Linked DNA regions of Homo sapiens: region 1 is linked to region 2. Evidence: chromatin loops called from intact Hi-C (ENCODE). Cell type or tissue: B cell. All regions are shown on one strand. Region 1 has its middle 62 kb from the start of ADO. Region 2 overlaps LOC124902436 (talanin).

Region 1 (2,500 bases), 90 kb after region 2:
CAGCTGTTTGACATTCAGACAATCACTTAATTTCTTTAAGTCTCATTTTTATTTCCCATACTGAAATGCTCATAAACAATTTTTTTAAAAGAGTGAGGAGTCCTTTTATGTACTTAAGGATTCACACAGGGCCTACCCTGAGAAAAATCAGAATCTTGCTCTAGCATCATCCATTGCCCTCCCTCTTCTGCCTCCATATTGCTAACAAACACTGGCCCCCAGACATGATCCAAACCATGACCCAAACCATCTAATGCTTATGCATTCTGTGTCTCAGCCCTCAGAATCTTCTATATCAGCGATCAGAAAGCTTTTACTGTAAAGGGCCCAATAGTAAATATTTTAGGCTTTGCAGACCATATAATTTATAAATTGTAAACTATTTTAGGGTTTGTGAGTTTCTGTTGCAACCACTCGACTCGTCCATTGCAGTGTGATGAAAGCCGCCATCGAAAAAATGTAAACGAATGAGTGTGGCTGTGTTCCAATACAATTGCATTTATAAACCCTGAATTATGATTTTACATAATTTTCTTGTGTTATGAAATATTATTTTTCTTTTGACTTCCAAAAAGCCTACAGAAATGCAAAAACCATTCTTAGCTCACGGGCAATAGAAAAACAGGCAGCAGGTTGGGTTTGGGCCTGGGCTGTGGGCTGTGGTCTGTTTACCCCTCTTCTTTAGGACTGGGTTGCTAATGTCTGATAAACTCTCCAACTTGGAAGGGTGGTCCATCTCCTACAATTGGTGACCTAGAACAGAGTTACAAAAAGAGCAGATCTGAGTTCTTATCCAGCCCTGGCCTCTGTCGTTAACTTACTATGCGAATCCAGGGAAATTATGTCACTACTTCCTGCCTCATCCTTCATCTGTTTAAAAAAAGACTGGGAGTGAGGGGGCATTATATTTAGCAAGCTGCTAAATAAAGTGATTGGGAAATACAAATGAGGAAAAGAGAGACATACTTAGCAGTGACGGTCCAAATGTTGAGTAACATTAAAAATCATACAGCAAGAGAAATAGAGGAATCAAATTGATTTTCTGAGAAAATTTCCACCACTGCTTTTTACTTCATGGAAAGCAAAGTAATGGGTGAGGTCATTTTTCCTTCACACACAATTCACTTTCATGAAGTTTGCCAAAAAGGGGAAGTTTCTCTCAATAGTGAAGTCCTGATGCCCGACTGAGCCCCAAGGGAGCATTTTTCCACAAAAGCTGTTTCTGTCCCTCTCTGGCCCCTCTCCTCTCTTCCTGCACCGCTTCCCACTCCATCTCAGACTACTGTCCGCAAATCCCACTTTTTCCAGTTATTGACTTCATCCCTTTCTCCTGTGGGATTATGGTGCTAACAAATACCAGGTATATTGCAGAGCCAGAAACCAACACAAAACTACAGGGCTTACCAATCGTTGTTTTGATGAGATGATATGAAGAAACTTTTAAAACTGAAACAAAACCCTTAAAACTTATGAAAATAAAACTTCCAGGTAAACAGTGACACAGAAAACTCAAGTATAGAAAAAAAGAAGGTGCATGTTTTAATAACATGGCTCTTTTGCTGGTGAGACATGGCAATCAACCTTAAATGACAAGCCTAGGGGGATTAGAAAAAGGGCCCTCCAGGTGACACAAGGGGAAAAGATCAGGTTTTGTTAGAAGTAGAAAGCATCCACCAGAACAGAATAATGATTAGAGATAATTACAGTCAATTACAAAGGTGCCAGAGTACTGGTGTCTACCCAGCAAGTTACAGTACAGTTGAACCTCATTTTTAATCACTTCGAATGTGCCACTTTTATTTCTTGGCTGATGAATCTTTCACAGACAATCTCAAGTGTATTTACAGAGCATTTTGGTTCAACCAAGGTCAAAGAAAGTAAGAGACACATTCTCCTTAGAGCCTCATTCTCTCTCAGATGCTTGAGTAAGTGGCTTAAGAGAAGCAACTTGGGGCCAGGCGCAGTGGCTCATGCCTGTAATCCCAGGACTTTGGGAGGCCGAAGTGGGTGAATCACTTGAGGCCAGGAGTTCGAGACCAGCCTGACCAACATGGTGAAACCTCATCTCTACTAAAAATACAAAAATTAGCCAGGCATGGTGGCATGCACATGTAGTCCCAGCTACCAGGGAGGCTGAGGCATGAGAATAGCTTGAACCCAGAAGGCGGAGGTTGCAGTGAGCTGACATCACTACTGCACTCCAGCTTGGGTGATAGAGTAACACTCTGTACCAAAAAAATAAAATAAAAAGGAAGCAACGTGGAGCACAAGGGGAATGCTAGAATTCAGGGCTTGGTCCTGCCTCTTTTGAGGCAGGTAAACACAAACACATTGACTTCTTTGAACCTCAGTTCTTTCATCTGTAGAATGAAGATAATGTCTTGTCCCACTTGCCACATATTCCATCAACTTCAAACAACTTGAAATATAAAAGGACTTTGCAAATTATAAAATATAGGAGTGCTCTTTATGATTACTATTGTGATTGAAGGAGGAACAG
Region 2 (2,500 bases):
ATATCAGCAGCTCCTCTCCCCCGCCCCCACCACAACCTTCACACACATTGCAGCAAGGCATCCAGTCCTGGATCGCAACTCATGCTCCTTAACATTCCTACCTCAGTCAAAATGTCCCATCATAGAGCCATTGTTCTACAGGGACCCCAGGTGGAAGTGGGCCAGTCTTCAAAGGAGAGATCACCAACAACATGTGCATAATATATTTGACATATGGGACCTCTGAAGTTATGTGGGTATTCATTCAGCCTATGTTTAAAGCTGTAGCCCAAAGCATTATAGACACTGAGTCAATGGTGATAACAAATCCAATAGGTTTTCACTAGCTCGATCACAACAAAACCTCAATAACTGGCTGGCAACTGCAAAGGTTAATGTGGCTACAGTTTAGTCATCCCATTGTAATCTCTGTGAACGGCACAGGCTGAAATTGTGCTGAATGCAGTTTGCTCACCAAAACTGGGAGGCCCTGCCTGAGAAAGCCATGGAGTTTGACAGCTGAACTTGGGCAAAAGAATAAATATTTTTAGATAAAACATATCACAAAGGAATAATGGTATTTGTTTCATGTTTTAAGCATGCCAATTGCAAAGATACATGCATGTGGCTTTGTAGATGTCTTTCTGAGTTGCATTTGTATCTTTGTCAATACAATATCATCTTACCTTGATACACCACTACATGTCTTGGCTATATGACATCAGTGTCTTGCACAATGGTATTGTGGAAAGGTCAATACTGTGCCAACCCACCTACAGCCTCTTCTGAGGGTACCCATCCTGCCCACACTTTCTGCTGAAGGGACAGGCCCAGGAAGCCATACTCAGTACCCAGTGCCCCACTTCCTCTATCCATAGATGATTGGCCCTGGCAGGGCACCTGAGCCAATGGCAGACAACCCATATGCTGAAGAGAGAGGTGCAGACTACTTTGAAAGATGGACTGGACCAATCAGATTCTCTCCTAGGGCCCTGAACTTGAAACAAACAAATAACCATCAGTTAGTACAGGGAGCAGAAGAAGACATGGCATTTGTTGCTTAAACATAGAAATCAAACATCCATGAACTCCTACTGTGGAAGACCTGGGAGCTTCCTTGAATCTAGAAGCATCTTCGAGTTCTGGATTCCTTAAGGCCAGGGTCTGATATGGCTCCTGCTCTTGGATTTACCATTTAAAAATAATGTAATGTAATGCAATATGTGAAATCCCTTTGTCTTGAGTTGGCTTGAATAGATTTCTGTTTCTTGCAACAAAAAATAAAAGCCAGATTAAAATCAGTGGGATATTAACACCTGGTCCCAACTGATCTCCTGGGCCATAAGGCCATCTGGAGAAATCACAAGAAGCAAGACAAACTGGCAATGTCTTAGCCATTACTGGGAAGGCAATAGAAACCAAAAAAAGAAAAAAGGGAACTGAAAACCTTTAAAGACGATTTGGAAAGTTTGTGTGCATGCACCTCCCTGTTGAGTGTGCAGTGACTTGTAGAGCCAGCACCGTGAACAGAGAAGATGGCCTGAGTTGTCGCTCATGAACGAAACCTAGCATTTGAATGCTCACACTTAAAATAGGCTATGAATGACTGCCGGTTATGAGACATGCTAGATGCACAGGAATCACAAGTGATCGAAGCCAATTCACAAGAAAAATCAGGATGATATTATTTGAAGCAGCCTCAAAAGCAGGTGCTAGGTTTAGGGTGTGTCTACATGGCCCTGGTTTTTATTTCCACTCAGCTTTGGAAACTAAATGACACTGCTGTCTATTTAAAACTGTGTCTTATATATGTTCATACAGAGTGTGTCTAAATAAAACATAATTTACAAACATCTCCACAATGGTAGCATTTCATGGCCAAAGATATTGCATGGCTTGGAGTTAAATACAATTTGGCCTCCATCTGTTCCAGTTGATTTAGAAATTGAATTATCATCACATTTGATCCCAGAAGACATCTTACAAGTTTAAAAACTCAAATTTGTAAATAGGAGGTTTCATGACTTAAATGGAATTTCCTGTGCCTCTGTTATGTAAATTACATCTTCTTGCTATAGGGAAGCAGTATGCTGAAGTGGGTAAGATATGGATGTTGGAGATAGTTGGGCTTGAGTTCAAATCCAGGCTCTGTGATTTATTAGTCATGTGGCCTTGAGAAAGTTACCCCTGCAGTTTCTTTATTTTTAAAGCTAGGATGATGATGATAATAGCACATACATTTCAGGATGTTGTAAAGATTAAATGGGTTAATAAACATACATGCTTAGAACAGTGCCTGGCTCATAGAAATACTCTACAAACGCTTGCCACTGTTATTGGTAATTCTTTCACTGAACGCACAGTCATTAAGCCAGTTCTTACTGAGTCCGTATGAGTACTGTGCTGGGTGTGCCCTTTTGTAATCCTGTTGAAAAAGCACAGCTCACAAGGAGAATAGGAATTCTCATTCTAAATTTATGGTTGCAGAAATGAAGCTTAGAAAGGAAGTTAACTAACTCTT

Evidence for each region. A loop is a pair of places that touch in the nucleus more often than their neighbours do. Peaks named below come from ENCODE experiments on the same cell type or tissue, not always from the same donor. Only the 100,000 strongest peaks of a DNase experiment are listed, where the experiment ranks them.
Region 1: a loop joins it to region 2, with 6 times the contacts of the local background. A loop is called at or near these places in 3 of 110 quality-filtered maps.

Annotation. Positions count from the first base shown.
Region 1 is chr10:62,741,733-62,744,232 of GRCh38, forward strand. No RefSeq gene overlaps it. Among named protein-coding and RNA genes, the nearest start is that of ADO, 62 kb to the right of the region's middle. In B cell, no CTCF peak of the experiment used is centred here; a DNase peak (open chromatin) is centred at 1,169.
Region 2 is chr10:62,651,947-62,654,446 of GRCh38, forward strand. All of the region lies in intron 1 of LOC124902436 (talanin), which reads left to right. All of the region lies in intron 1 of LOC105378327 (a long non-coding RNA gene), which reads right to left. Among named protein-coding and RNA genes, the nearest start is that of ADO, 150 kb to the right of the region's middle. RefSeq lists enhancers at 665-714, 1,265-1,514 and a silencer at 915-964. In B cell, no CTCF peak of the experiment used is centred here; a DNase peak (open chromatin) is centred at 1,495.